Linked DNA regions of Homo sapiens: region 2 is linked to region 1. Evidence: read pairs that join two places in POLR2A ChIA-PET (ENCODE). Cell type or tissue: OCI-LY7. All regions are shown on one strand. Each heading gives the region's core, and the rest is flanking DNA. Links, peaks and the distances in the headings are about the cores only.

Region 1 (8,050 bases), core at 3,601-6,100:
GTCATTTAGTTGTTACTCATGCTATACATTCAACATGAAGCTTTAAGCTTCATTTCTTCTAGCATGGATGCATAGAAAGCAGCTGCTTTTGGAGGAAGCTATGAAAGTAAGGTTGGGTTCAACTCTGAATGTAATATTGGAAGCACAGGTCTGTAGCCATTGGGAAAAAGGGCATTTAATTTTTTCCGCATAGATTCAGCTACTAATACTGTTTAATCTTCACACTAAACTAGTTCACTACATCTAAAGGTATGATAAATAAACCAACATAGAGCAGTGTTCTTCATGGCTTGTAACAGAATTAGTGGCAATTTTTGTAATTGAGAATATATTACAGCAATACTGCTTTTAATAATGTTTCATAGTATTAAGAAATTTAATGGTTTGTTTTAAAATTGACTTGTTAATAAAAAGTAGATTAAGAAAAGTGTTTCTAAATTTTTTTGTTTGTAAGGACAATAGGTTAACTTTCCCAAAGTAAAAGGATTTTGTCTGCAGTAGTTAATAGATCATGTGACAAAATCAGTTGCGTAGAAATAACTAGCAAACTTATTTTGTATTATAAATGAAGAAACAAGATTTAGAGCTTAAAGCTGGTTAAGGAGTCCTTTTGGTCTCTAAAAGTCCTATGTCGTTAGTTCAGTCTACTTTTCGTTTACCACCTCCTTGGGGGTCTTATTTCAAAGGAAAAGGAGTAGTAGTAGCAGCGAGCTGCTATAGTGGAAAACATGATTTTTAGTGTTAGACGTCTTAATTTGATTCTTGGAAGCTCTCTCTAGTCATTGCTTAAGTCCCATGTACAAATATGACCTGTCCTACAAGAGATTGGAGGGTTAGTTATGAGGTTTAAAAGCACCTATTACAGTGCTTGATAGGTAGAAGGCACTCAGCTTAAAGGGTACATTTAGCAGTATAATGAAAATGATTTAGCATATGTGATACTCATTGCTTAAAATTAAAAAAATTTTTTTTTTGCTACTCATAAAATATGCACTAATGACAAGAAAAATTTATTATGCTAATTAAGCTTTTAAAGTCAACTGGGAAAAAAAGCTGTAGGTAGGTTTTTTTTTTTTTAAAGGAATGTGTAACTTGGGGGAGGGGAAGAAATTATTTACAAGGGTGACTTTTAATCTGTAGACAGAACTTCTGCATACATGGTTAGTATAGTAGGATATTTAGCAGTGTAACATTAGGACTACCCTCTACCCTCTGTTATCAGCATTTTTCTATTTTTAGCCAAGTAGACAGCTAGAAAAAAGATGCGGGAAGAGTTGGATGTTTTCTCCAATATTGTGTTCTGTTAAAGATCTTGAACTCTATTGCTTAGCAACTAAAATGCTTTCACCATTCAGTTAGTAGTACAAGGGAGATGCTAGGTTTTCTCTCTTTAGTTTGCTTTTGTGTCTTTTTTTTTTAAACCCCTGCTGGGGTTTTAAGTTTATAAAGAACATTATGTAAGAATGGTGGGATTAGAATAAATCAGAATGCAAATACTAGAAGTAGCATCAGAGAGTAAAATTACAACTAACAGGAAAGAATATTATTTATGTAGCGATTGATGTGAGTGGTGATAGTGTGGGAAGTATTTGATTCTGTGTAGAATGCTTATCACTTCAAAGCATCTGACAAAATGGTAACTTGACCAAGTAACTTTTACTGTGTGAGGATCTTTGATACAACTTTTCCTCTAGTTAGATAAGGTTATCTAGCTAGATATTCTCAGGGAGAAGACCAAAACACTGCTAAAATGTGCTTTGGCCCTAGATAAGCCACATCATTATTCTTTCGGCCTTCTGTCATTTCTCATATGACACATTATGCCCATCAGTCCTTTAATGAAATCAAATAGAAATGTGTATGATTGTATTTTAAAGTATACACATTAACTCTTGTAACCACAGACTCACAATGGAAGCAGGCGTCTGATCTTTTCAGGCAACCACAGTGGTTCTGGTGGGTTTCTGGGTAGAGAACAACCATATAAGTTATTGAGTGTGTAGCAGTGTGTTTTCCTGATTGATGTATGGGATAGTCATGAATGTGGTATTGTATTTCCTACCTGAGGAAAAGGTCATGATTAAAATAAAGCATCAAAGCCAGGATAAGCATATAATTTCTTTCTTTTTTTTTTTTTTTGTAATGAGACAGAGTCTCACTCTGTAGCCCAGGCTGGAGTGCAGTGGTGTGATCTCAAATCACTGCAACCTCCGCCTTCCGGGTCCTGGTTCAAGCAATTCTCCTGCCTCAGCCTCCTGAGTAACTGGGATTACAAGTACGCCCCACCATGCCCAGCTAATTTTTGAATTTTTAGTAGAGACGGGGTTTCACCATGTTGGCCAGGCTGGTCTTGAACTTCTGACCTCGTGATCCACCCACCTTGGCCACCCAAAGTGTTGGGATTACAGGCGTGAGCCACGGTGCCCACCCGAGCATACGATTGTTTTAAAAAAGACTAGAATAAAAGCCAAGCTAAAGATTATAAGGTATCTTTGTCAGAAATGGTTGTGAGAGTGCTTCCTACCCTGTTTTTGATGCTTTATTGTTTATAACCATAGAATTAAACCCATGATAAAGTAAAGTATAAGAGAAAGATAACTGACAGATTTTAAAGTCATCAAACTTTTTTCTTGCTCTGTCACACAGGCTGGAGCACAATGGCTTGATCACAGCTCACTGCAGCCTTGACTTCCCAGGCTCAATCTTCCCACCTCAGCCTCCTGAGTAGCTGGGACCATAAGTGCGTGTCCCACCACACCTGGCTCATTATTAATTTTTCTTTGTTGCCCAGGCTGGTCTTGAACTCCTGGGATTACAGACATGAGCCACCACACCTGGTCCAAACTTTTTGCTTACAACTTTTAATAGAAATAGGTAAAAGAAATAGGAAGGATCTAATTGAGTTATAAAACAACCTTTAAAGATACAAAAGTGAAAAAGATTAAGCCATTGCTTTTTGTCAATAGAATTAAAAGCTGTTGGTAAAAATATTAATGTATGAAAAACTTATTGAAATGAAAAAACTATATATATATATATATATATATATATATATATATATATATATATATAAATAAAATGTCGACATGGCTGGATCTTAAAAACTGTCAAATGAAAAAAACTAATTGCAGGAAAGATTTTTTTTTTTTTTTTGAGAGGGAGTCTCACGCAGTCAACCCAGGTTGGAGTGCACTGGGGCAATCTTCCTGATTCTTGGGGAATCTTGGCTCACTGCAACCTCCGCTCCTGGATTCAAGCGATTCTCCTGCCTCAGCCTCCCGAGTAGCTGGGACTATAGGCGCACGCCACCATTCCCGGCTAGTTTTTGTATTTTTAGTAGAGATGGGGTTTCGCCATATTGGTCAGGATGGTCTTGAACTCCTGACCTTGTGATCTGCTCACCTCGGCCTCCCATAGTGCCAGGATTACAGGCGTAAGCCACCGTGCCCAGCCTAAAAGATTTTTAAGTATACTATTAACATAAAATTTGGTAGCCGTACAACCCTATTCATGAAATTTACACACATGCCGTGAAAATGTGGACAGGAAAAGACACACTAAGTTCATGATGAAAGCCATTACTTTTTAAAGAAGGAACAAAGGTGTAATCCCAGCACTTTGGGGAGGCTGAGGCAGGCGGGTCACGAGGTCAGGAGTTCAAGACCAGCCTGGCCAATACAGTGAAACCCTGTCTCTACTGAAAATACAAAAATTAGCCAGGCGTGGTGGCAGGTGCCTGTAGTCCCAGCTACTTGGGAGGCTGAGGCAGGAGAATTGCTTGAACCCGGGAGGTGAAGGTTGCAGTGAGTCGAGATCCTGCCATTGCACTCCAGCCTGGGTGACAGAGCAAGACTCCAACTTTAAAAAAAAAAAAGAGAGAAAAAAGGAATAAAGGAAGGAAATGGCACTAGGGAAAGGCACAAAGATGACTTCCATAAACTTTAGTTATTTTATGCTAAAAGAAAATCTGATACAAGCACAAGATGATGACTACGTAGATTAGTATTTCTGGGTTGCATGTTAAAAATATGAAAATAAAAACGGAAATAGTTTCCAAAACAAAGATTTTATATATGAAATTAGTGAAATTTCAGAATGGAGAAAGGATGGTTACAATAAATGTTAGGAGCCCTCTTTAAAGAGCTCAAATGGTATGTAAGTATTTGGGATTTGTGGTTTAATTAGACCTAGTTTTCAGCAGTCTTTCCATGAAATGTATTTTTGTATTTAGAGAGATCTTGGTAACTCTTGTAAAGCAGAGTGTCCTGCTACATTACATAACTTACCTAAGTAGGTGTGCTTTTTTTTGTTTTTCTAGAGACAGGGTCTCTGCTCTTTCACCCAGGCTGAAGTGTAGTGGCACCATCATAGCTCGGTGCAACCTTGATTTCCAGGGCTCAAGTGATCCTCCCATCTCGGTCTCCTGAGTAGTTAGGACTATAGGTGCAAGCCACCATGTGCAGCTTTCTTTTTTTTTTTTTTTTGGAGAGTCATGGCCTCGTTACATTGCCTGTCACCTAGACTGGCCAGCTGGTCTTGAACCCCTGGCCTCAAGTGGTCCTCCTGCCTCAGTCTCCCAAAGTATTGGGATTACAGGCATGAAACACTGCTACTGGCCTAGATAAGAATTTTTATATTGTTTTTGGTTGATTTAAGTGCTGAGAACTTATTTGCTTCAGAATAGATCTTTGGTTGAAATGCAGTTCAGTTTTGAGACTAAAAAATAAACCAGATTTACTCCCAAAAATGTTACTGTTTCAAATAAGTAAAATATTTGCACCTTTAAAGATTAGGAGTTGGCTGGGCATGGTGGCTCACTCCTATAATCTCAGCACTTTGGGAGGCCAAGGCAGGCAGATCACCTGAGGTCAGGAGTTCAAGACCAGCCTGGCCAACATGGTGAAACCCCATCTCTACTAAAAATACAAAAATTAGCTGGCTGTGGTGGCACCTGCCTATAATCCCAGCTACTCAGGAGGCTGAGGCGGGAGAATCGCTTGAACCCAGGAGGCAGAGGTTGCAGGGTGCTGAGATCGCACCACTGCAGTCCAGCCTGGGTGATAGAGCCAAGACTCTGTCTCAAAAAAAAAAAAAAAAAATTGGGAGTCATATTTATATAATTTTATTTCTATTTCTGTAAGGTCTAATTTTTGAGTATTTCTGAACATCAATAATAGAATCTCTGTCCAATTAGAATTTGTGCCTTGCTCAGTAGTTTTCATTTTAATGAATGATTCAAAAGAATACATTAGCTTAAGTTTTGTTTTTTTTAATAATATTTTAGCAAAGAATGGCTCAAGAAGTACTGACACATTTAAAGGAGCATCCTGATGCTTGGACAAGAGTCGACACAATTTTGGAATTTTCTCAGAATATGAATACGAAAGTAAGCAAGTGGTGGTTTTAAAATCTGTTATTTCTTTTCTTCCAGTCATAAACTTTGAGGAAGGTATCTCATTTTTAGTATTAGCATTTGTTATCTCAAATTATTTTATATTGTTAATTTGTTTCAAAATTTAGTCTTAAGCATATAATTAATTCTTGCAAATAGTCCTAAGAATTATGAATGAAGTTTTGTAATGGGACTAGTATGCAAGGTGGCTTTTTTGGTTGTCTGATTTTGTTTTTTTCTTTTTAGTATATGTATACAGGTCTAAGTAGCATAAATTCTGAATGTTATTCAGAGATTAAACATAACATTAAGGAATTATTTTGGGCAAGTAATCAATATAATACAGGCCAGGCACCTCTGACACCAAGTTGTGTGGACAGCTTAAAACCCTACTCCATGGCATTGGGCTTCTAATGGGACAGCACTCAGTTTTTATTTACAATGGAAAATGTTATAATTCTGGTCCTTTTTTAAGTTTGAACAGAAGGGTTGATCAAAATGTGTTTTGTCTGTTTTAGGCTTGATGATTCACGCTTCTCTTTAAACTGCCTTAAAGTAATAAATACTATGGCATTCTGTTTAATACACGAAAGGTTTCCACTTGATATACATTGTGTTAAAACAGAAGATAGCCATATTCACATCTGTTTCTGAAACCAGACTTTGTTAATTAACAGTTTTAAAATATTAATTAGTTTTGACATCTTGTAAATTTTAGGTCAAAAATACAGTCCAGAACTTCCTCAAAGTGCTAACCTTAAGTAACATAACAGTGTTTGCCTGTTTGCTTGCCTGGTAAATTTTGCTTTTTATACTGACAGACATTACTAATGTTTAAGTTGATTTATCAACAGTATTTTTAAAAACTCAAATTTGTCTTGTGAAAAATGAGATGATTAGAGGAACAGAAAGAAAGCAACAGGTAAAGAATTCTTCAATTTACATAAATTACAAATGATTTGGTGCTAAATTTATGCACTATGACATTTGGCTTTTATGCAATCATTTTTTTTTCTTTAAAGATGTTAACACTACCTGATATTAATCATAATGTTCCATTATGTTGATTGCTTGTAATAGGAAGAAAAGGGGTGTCTTCCTGTGCAACTGACACAGCTAGGCTTTGACGGCAGGCCTCCACAAGGTCTACCCTTTTGATTCCCTTTAACTGAATTCTGTTCATCAATTGTTTTTGTTTCATGGGCGGTGGGAGGGGAAAGGGGAATTCAATGCATAAAATAAGTATTTCTAAGGGCTCAGTAGAAATTTCTACCATAGGGATCATTTCATGCATTTATTTTTTCATTTAGTCTTTGCTGTTATCTGTCCCTCATCTTCATAACTCAGCAGTGGATTTCTCAAGTTTGGAGATGTAAGGCAAAAGTATAATTCTTCAGAATGTTTGGATTGTAGTGATTTATCATTGGCTTTCAGATTTGACTGTCACTTCAGATTTTTGAGCAAAAATACTAAAAAAAAAAAGAAAAAAAATTCTTTGAAGAGACAGGACCTCTGTTGCCCAGGCTGGAGTGCAGTGGTGTGATTATAGCTCACTGTAACCTCAAACTCCTGGGCTTAAGTGACATTTCTGCCTCAACTTTCTGAGTAGCTAGGGCTACAGGTGCGTGTCACCATGCCTCGCTAACTTACCAATTTTTTTATAGAAGTGGGGTCTCCCTGTGTTGCTCAGGCTGATCTTGAACTCCTGGCCCTCCCGCCTTGGCCTCCCCAAAATGTTGGGATTACAGGCGAGGGCCACTTTGCCTGGCCCCAAATAACATTTTTTCAAAGGAATGTAAATTTTTTTTGTTTTAGTTTCATAGGCAAAGTCTTTATGTCTGGGAGAGATTGGATTTTAGGATATTATAGTAACAGATGTATTCCTTTGACCTAACCTGGGCAAAGCATTTATTGGGCTCCCTGCTTCAACCCCCTTGGCAGAAAGATGAAATATGAATTGTATCTTCATCAAGCTTATGCTACCTTTATACAGTTGTAGAAAATACAGGTTAGTAAATAGTAATTTTAGGTAACAGTATCAAATAGGAAGAAGTAAATAAAAAAGAAAGGACAGTGTCTTTCCATTAAAAATGTAAAAAAGTTTGGTTAAATAAGATGAAGTTATCTTTAAGATTTTTATTTGTAACTATATTTATGGTGGGTTTTGTTTCTTAGTGTTTTAAAGGCTTTTTAATTGATTTTTGGCAAGAGGATATATTGTAAGCAGTGCATTGCTTTGACTTACTGAGTCTTGACAATCTGATTTTGTGCCTATAAAATTAAAGAAAATGCTTAGGGTAGTATGTTTTTAAAAGCTAATTAAGAACTTCAGGCATTTGGACAACTCTCTTTTTTTTACATATTTCTCAGACCTAGACATAATAAATAGATATGTTTTTAAAAGTGAACAGGTTAGAAAGCATCACTATTTACTGCTGATTATGAAACATTTTAATAGCATCAAATTTGTAATTTTAGAATTTTGCTTTGGCCTTGTTTTTATTTTGAAAGTTTTTAAGGAATGTTCTGCAAATGTAGTACTTTAGTTGAAATGGCAAAATTTTCTTGAAGAGTGTGAAATGTTAAAATGAAAGAAAACAGCAAAAACATTCACTGTTTGAGCACAATGTAGTTTGGGACAGTCTATATTGTGCTTTG
Region 2 (8,050 bases), core at 3,127-5,626, 570 kb after region 1:
AAATTTATTTTGTTTTGCAGGCAGTTTCCTTGTCCTCCAAACTCACCAAAGGCTGTATGCGCTGTTCTTGAAATTGAATGTGCTCATGGTGCTGTTTTTGTGGCTGGTAAAATATTTAGTCTAGAATATACATACACTGTGAACGTACTCTCCTTTCTAAAAACTCAGCTGACTCCTGTTCTATTTTATTCTTATTGTTGTTATTAGATTCTAATAAGTTTACTCTCTTGAGAAGTAGAATCAATAGCCAAACTTATTTTAGGTTTTGTGGGCATTCTAAAGGATCACTTAGGAGATCAGTTATTTTAAATGCCATGCCAAAGGGAAATGACACTTCCTAGGTTTTAATAGTTCTCATCAGAGATGGCCAAGTAGAAATATGGGTAGATGCAGAGACCCAAAACTGGTTTGGAGAAAAACAGCAGGACAGAGGCTATTTTATAACATAAAAGCAAACTTGAAAAAATAACTTATTATCTCCAAAATGACTAAACACTTGGCTTCCACTGGAAAGAAATTGTTCATTGACTTTCCTAAAAGGTAATCTGGCAGACAAATTTTTGTTTGAAAGTTACAACTGTTTTATAGTAATAGCTGAAGTGAAATTGCTCTTCAGCCTTGACTATAATATCCTATCCTAGGGCAATGAAAGCTACCTGCCTTACTGTAGCTTTACTCATCAGGTGTAAAAGCAAGTTTGGTTGCGTTTTTTTTTTTTTTTTTTTATCCTTGGTATATTCATAATATTATATAACTTGTTTAGTCAGCCAATCAAATTAAATATATTGAGCATTCCTTTCAAACTCATTTGATGTACCATTCATATCATATATTTACCCATCTATTTTATTGTTACTTTAAACCTTTTTATTTAATTATCTACATGTATATGTCCCAGGTCTCCAAATTGGATTGTTAGTTAGGTAAAGGATAGGCCTTGTTTTATATCGTAGCACTTAGGATATTGGCCCTTATAGTTGTTGCTTCTCTTTTTATCCTACCATGTTAATTACTCCATTCCATCCAGGCTATCTGATTATTTCTTTCTCAGGGAGATATAATAAATACTCCAGGAATCTACCACAAACTCCTTGGATAATTGATGGAGAAAGGAAGCTGGAATCTTCAGTGGAAGAATTAATTTCAGATCATCTGTTGGCAGTATTTAAAGCAGAGAGTAAGTGTTACGATCTTCATACTTTTCTTTCTTTTTTTTTTTTTTTTTGAGATAGGGGCTTGCTTTGTCAACTAGGCTAGATTGCAGTAGCACGATCACAGCTTATGGCAGCCTTGACTTCCTGGGCTCAAACGATCTGCCCACCTTGGCCTCCTAAAGTCCTGGGATTATAGGCATGAGCCACCCCACCTGACCTAATCTTCATATTTTATTCTCTCTCTCTTTTTTTTTTTTTTTTTTTTGAGAGAGCCTGTCACCCAGGCTGGAGTGCAGCCTCAATCTCCCAGGCTCAAGCAACCCTCCCATTTCAGTCTCCTGAGTAGCTGGGACCACAGGTATGCACCACCATGCTCGGTTATTTTTTAACATATTTTTAGAGATTGGGGGGTCTCACTATGTTGCCCAGGCTGGTCTCGAACTCCTGGGCTCAAGTGATCCTCCTGCCTGGGCTTCCCAAAGTGCTGGGATTATAGGCATGAGCCACTGCACTTGGCCATATATTTAATACACTGACATTCATGAATAGATTTCTTGGGGGTGGCAGGAAAGATTTCTATATTTTGTTAATCACTACCAAGTCTGGGCCTCTTGGCCATAGGCTTCCTGTGCCTATGGCATCATGTTCTGGGTGCCGCTGGCCTGGGCTGGATTTCAGCCAAGGCACTCGAGAATATCTGCCTGTCCTCTCTCAAGATGATTGCTCTGCCGAGTGCAGTGGTGCGCACCTGCAATCCCAGCACTCTGGGTGGCTGAGGCGGGCGAATCACTTGCAGCCAGGAATTCAAGACCAGCCTGGGCAACATGGTGAGACCCTGTGTCTACTAAAAATACAAAAATCAGCTGGGCATGGTGGTGCGCACCAATAGTCCCAGCTACTTGGAAGGCTGAGGCACGAATCGCTTGAACCCAGGAGGCAGAGGTTGCAGTGTGCTGAGCTCGCACTACTGCACTCCAGCCTGGACGAAAGAGTGAGACTCTGCCTAAAAAAATAAAAAATAAATTTGAAAAATGACTGTTCTCTCCTGGGGAAATTCAAAACAACTGAAACTACTTTAAATGAATGCACCTAAGCCCTGACCTTGGTACACCTCAGCCTTGGCCTCTTTGGGGGAATATGAGGAAATTAAAACACATCTTCCACATCCAGTGCTTCTTCAAGAGTAATCACTGGCAAGTGTTTGGCTTCTCTCTTAACCTGTAAAGTGTCCTGGAATAAAGTTCAGGCCTAGAGAAAGTAAATCAACAGCAGCCATTTTACAAAGACTGAATGGCAGCTGTAATGTTTTTGAATTTAGGTATTAACGAGCCCAGGTTCATGGGATGAGTCAGGTTCCATCAGGTTTATGTTTTCCTTGTCTCAACAGGCCTGTCAGGTCAAAGGCAGCATAATGTCTTGTGATTTCAATTGCAGGAAATGGTGTTACACGTCAGGAAAAACTGCAGGGCATGGATGATATTACTCTTTGGAATGAGGCTCCTAGTATAATTAGAAAACCTTTTTTTTTTGAGACAGAGTCTTACTTTGTTGCCCAGGCTCTAGTGTAGTAGTGTGATCACGGCTCACTGCAGCCTTTAGCTCCTGGGCTTAAGCAATCCTCCTGCCTCAGCCTCCCAAGTAGCTGGGACTACAGGCATGTGCCACCATGCCTGGCTAATTTTTTTGTATTTTTTGTGGAGATGGAGTTTTGCCATGTTGCCAAGGCTAGTCTCAAACTCCCGAGCTCAAGCAATCCATCTGCCTTGGCCTCTCAAAGCGCTGAGATTACAGGCGTGAACCACCACACTCAGCCAGAAAACCTTTTTGTGACAGACCAGCTAGAAATCCATCCTTCTCTCTGAAAGACCTTAAGATAAGCATGCTTTGATAATGACAAACACATGGTCTAGATGAGACATGGCTGACCCTTCCAGCTCCCTGACTTGCAAGGAGGAAAGAGAAACACTTCAAACCACATCCCTCTTATAATTTGTTGCCTATCACAGAGGTGGCCCTTCTTTAAGGGTCTTTAAGAATTGTTTACTGAATGGAAAAAAGAGTATACCAGCACCCTAATATTTTCCAAAATCTTAGCAGTAAAGACCCTGGGCTTTGCCATGAGCTTTTACCCGCTTAATTTGGTATTTACAAATGGATTATCACATAAGACTTATGCAGGTTATGAAGGGATGAAAATAAAGCGTTAGCACAAAAAGTTTCATTTGGATTCTTTTTGGGGCCACCTGTCACGCCAAGTGTCAGGTTCCAGCCCAAGCTGAAGACCGAGAGGAGTGGGCGGATGAGTGGTGGGCAGCTGAAAGAACACTTAAGGAATCTTAGGGAGTTTTGGACATGGCTTTATTCTCTCTCTCTGGGCAAAAGCCCAGGCACGAGACATATGTACAGCATCAGCAGGGTAGTTATACCTTTTACAGACAATAGTGGCTCCGAGCCAAGCAAAAGTTCATGTGAGTGATCACCTAATGTGCCTCACGTGGCATGGTTACATAATGTGTGGGGTTGTGCACCTGTGCACCAAACCTACTGAGTCATGCTGTGCTGGAAGCCTGCCTCAGTCTACTCCTGACTAAAACACAGCCATTTCCCTTATACTCCACCCCCTGGGCTGAGGGTGTCCTCTGGGCAGGGACACACGGCCATAGGGCAGAGCCCTGAGTCCATAACTCACAACAACAATACAGAGAGCAACAGATCACCACTAGGATCCCAGCTATGCTACTTATGTCTACCAGGGCACAGCGTAGGCTAGAGCCTAGGGATGCCCGCCATCTCTGCAGGGGGTCATCAGTAAAACCCTTGACTGTCTTAATCTCCCGTGAGACCCATTGCAGGGCTGCTTTTACGTTCTGCCGATTATCTGGGATAAAGGTACAGCACCGTGTTATGTTTACACAGGCCGTGACAGGTAGCCATCCCAGTGGTGTTAACCCAGTGTTGCTCTGGGCACCACAGTGCCTGGGCTGGGGGTACTACATGTTCCCCCACTAGCCAGCTCCACCCATCATAAATGCTATGAGCCAGCCAGGGGGCAGGTGTGTCATGGGTCTTGCAGCATCCTTTGTCCAAGGCTTGTGCATCGCGTTCCAGGCATCAGCACACGAGGACCACTGCAGATTAGCTGAACCACTTATAGTTCCTGATCATTCTTGCCCTTGATACTGTTTCTTAGGGGGATGAGACAAGGCATAATGGGAGTTGAAAAAACTCAACCAAGTTTTAAGCATGTATTTTCTAATACTTAAGGGAGTGGCTTCTTTTCCTTTTTTGTCAGCTGCTATTTATAATTGCACACTAATAAGTTTTCAGGTTTACCTCCCAGGTTTCTCTCACTCTGGAGTCCAAGGATGTTTCCTTAATTTTCAGGTTTGAAACATTTTTCTTTTTTTTTCTTTCTTTTTTTTTTTTTTTTTTTTTTTTTTGAGATGGAGTCTCGCTCTGTCACCCGGGCTGGAGTGCAGTGGTGTGATCTCGGCTCACTGCAAGCTCAGCCTCCCAGGTTCACGCCATTCTCCTACCTCAGCCTCCCAAGTAGCTGGGACTACAGGCACACGCCACCACACCCAGCTAATTTTTTTGTATTTTTAGTAGAGACAGGTTTCACCAAGTTAGCCAGGATGGTCTCGATCTTCTGACTTCGTGATCCACCTGCCTTAGCCTCCCAAAGTGCTGGGATTACAGGCGTGAGCCACCGCACCCAGCCTGGTTTGAAACATTTTTCTAAAAGATCAGTAAATATGGCTTCTCCTTTAGTCTGAATCAAATGCTTTTGTGGCCTTCTCAAGGGCCTAGCTTTCTACACCTCTTTCTTACTGATGGGCTGGAATTTGTGGGAAGTTTTATGGCTGACTTATGAATTTAAGATTTCTGCTCCTTCAGTAACTAGTAGACTTATTTCTTTGAGGCCTGTTCATTCCCTTCACCCCTGCCAGTCACAGGTTCTTGTTCAGTCACTGTGGACACCCTGTTTTCCTGACGGGGCTGACCGGGAGACAGGGGTGGGCAGCTGTAAGACAAATCCTAGCCCCAAGGAGTCTGCATCTTCAGCTTCCCAGATGCCCTTTTTGAATTCACCATTGAACTATGGCCATCCATCTGTTGTTAGCACTACAGGTTGAGTCTGTTGACTCTGATTAGAAGATACCGATATTGCTATGGATTTATTAGTAACTTCACACTGGAGTGTAAACACAGAAGGGAGAGTTTTTTGGGACTTAGTGGTTCACAGACTCCTACATCCTGCCTGGCCTAGTTCTATATCTAAAAAAGTTGTTGTGTAAGCCCCTTACATTTTTTTTTTTTTTAATTTTCTCCTTCCAATATTTGCAGCTTTTAGTCCGTGACGATCAACTTATCGCAGAGCATACGCTGGTTCTGTCATGGTCCCAGCTTTGGTTTCATGACATGTATAATCATATATAATGAATTTGCTTCTTAGAGTCAAACCTTTTTTTCCCTCCTTTTCCTTTCATGGTGTTTAATTCTTAAATAATGACTGTTTTTGCTTTGTTCTAAGGAAAGAAAGAAAGATTATAGAGTTTTCACCATACGCTTATGGCCAGAGGGGTGGTGGGCTCTTCTTCCAAACAGGACTCTGCCTTGGCGTTCCCATGGGATGGTAGTTAAGGTTGGATTTTAACGTCAGAAACACCTAGCTCTGCCATTTACTTGTGTGACCTTGGGAACATTACCTAACTTTTCTGAAGCTTGGTGTTCTTTTATTTTATACCTACTTTATAAGGTTATAATAAGGATTAAATAGTACATGGTCCAGGTGCAGTGGCTCACACCTATAATCCCGGTGCTTTGGTAGGCCAAAGCAGGAGAATAGCTTGAATTCAGGAGTTAAAGACCAGTCTGGGCAACAAAGCAAGACCTCATCTCTACAAAAATTTAAAAATTAGCCAGGTGTGCTGGTGTGCACTTGTGATCCCAGCTACTTGGGAGGCTGAGACAAGAGGATTGATTGGGCCCAGGAGTTTGAGGCTGCAGTGGGCCATGATCACGCTGCTGCACTCCAGCCTGGGTGACAGAGTAAGATCTCATTTCTAAAAATAAATAAATAAATAAATAAAATTTAAATTATATATATAACATTTTTAGTCCAATGCCTGGCATATAATAAGTTCTCAATAAATGGTGTTTACTATTAGCATTACTATTTTTAGTAGAGATTGACATTAGAGGTGGGATGATGACTCTCCCTGGGGATTCTCCTATAGATTGTTCAAGACCTTCAGTTGGGTTTCTAGCAAAGGTTGGGAATGAATATCTTAGAGCTATGATGTCTCTAATTTTTTTTTCTTTATCTGCTTTTCAAAGGTTTTAATTTTTCATCCTCTGGAAGAGAAGATGTAGATGTGAGAACATTAGGAAATGGTAAGACTGCAACAGCATCACCTGATTAGAACTAACTTTCTGATTATCATCCTTTCTAGACAGCAGGCTTAGCATAGTCACTCAGTGAAAAACAAAGTGAGCAAGGCCCAGAGCTTCTCCAAGGGAGGAAGCTTTGTGGATTATGGAGGCCCCTTTATGAATTATATGAAATACACCTTAACAGGAATCATTTCTTCAGAGGCCATCCTGATTGCATACCTATAGGTTATAAGGGACTTGCATGTGCATTAACAAAGAGGTGCTTGATTTTTTTTCCAAAAGTTTGATTATTAATTTTTTCATTTAATAACATTTCAGAAGGACCAGTACAGTTTTCAGAATGTACATCTTCATTTAAAAAGTGATTCTGCTGTCTTAACCTTCATGTCTCTCATTTTACCCTATTGCATTACCAGAAAGATGATGACATTTAATCCTGAACTGTTTGAGGCTTATAGTTCCTTCCTCTCATGGAACCAAAGCTTTTCCATTTCACTAGTGGATCAGGCTAGAAGGATGGATTTCAACAGGGCATTGCTGCATGTGACAACTTTACATTAGTGTAACTAAGTTAATTAGTGGTTATTTAAACTGTGTTTTGTAATTAACACAGGCTTGTTCATGGGCCTTTGGGGAAGCAGTCATTTTCACATATTGCCTGTGCTGGGGTTTAGCAGCCCTGCAAAAAGCCCCTTGATTCTTCTCACACATTCTTCCCTCCCTCAGATGTAGTCATGTCACTAAACTTTCAGTCCTCTAGAGCTCAACCCACTTTTCACACCTCCTAACCCTCTTGCATTAGCCCAAATGTTAACTCCATCAACACGTTTCTGTTTCATGACGGGGTGTGTGCTGCCAGGAAGGCCCTTTGCAATTGAGCTGGTGAATCCTCATAGAGTACATTTCACTTCACAAGAAATTAAGGAACTTCAGCAGGTAAACCACTTCATGCCATGGAAATCGTCATGTTTCTGCAATTCTGTAACTGAGCTAGACTTGCTAATTGTTTTTCTTTTTCTGCTACTACAGAAAATTAATAACTCATCTAACAAAATCCAAGTACGTGACTTGCAGCTTGTCACAAGGTAAGAGTAGGCTCATTGGAGATGATTTCAAAAGGGACGTTTTAGTTGCAGGTCACATATCTTGATAAGGGAATTGCATCCAGAATATATAAAGAACTCTTAACAACACAACTACAAATGGGGAAATGATTAAGTAGACATTTCTCCAAGGAGGATATAGGAATAGCCAATTAACATATGAAAAAATGCTCAACATAATTAGTCATTGGGGAAATGCAAATCTTAACCACTTCTAGATATTATATATACAAGAGAAATGAAAACAAACATCCACACAAAGACTTGTACATGAATATTTATAATAGCATTATTCACAATAGCAAAGAAGTGGAAAACTACCCAAGTGTCTATGAATAAACAAAATGTGATATATCCATACAATGGAATATTATTTGGTAATGAAAAGGAATGAAG

What was found. Peaks named below come from ENCODE experiments on the same cell type or tissue, not always from the same donor. Only the 100,000 strongest peaks of a DNase experiment are listed, where the experiment ranks them.
Region 2: POLR2A ChIA-PET joins it to region 1 with 10 read pairs; 2 of 35 experiments call an interaction of 5 or more read pairs at or near these places.

Annotation. Positions count from the first base shown.
Region 1 is chr2:61,523,756-61,531,805 of GRCh38, reverse strand. It overlaps XPO1 (exportin 1), which reads left to right. Exons shown (of 25, transcript NM_003400.4): 3 at 5,285-5,386. Among named protein-coding and RNA genes, the nearest start is that of XPO1, 11 kb to the left of the region's middle. In OCI-LY7, for the core only: no CTCF peak of the experiment used is centred there; no DNase peak of the experiment used is centred there; H3K27ac peaks cover 540 bases.
Region 2 is chr2:60,953,519-60,961,568 of GRCh38, reverse strand. PUS10 (pseudouridine synthase 10) reads left to right here. Exons shown (of 18, transcript NM_144709.4): 10 at 21-106; 11 at 1,052-1,177; 12 at 6,495-6,551; 13 at 7,411-7,487; 14 at 7,581-7,636. Among named protein-coding and RNA genes, the nearest start is that of PEX13, 60 kb to the left of the region's middle. In OCI-LY7, for the core only: no CTCF peak of the experiment used is centred there; no DNase peak of the experiment used is centred there.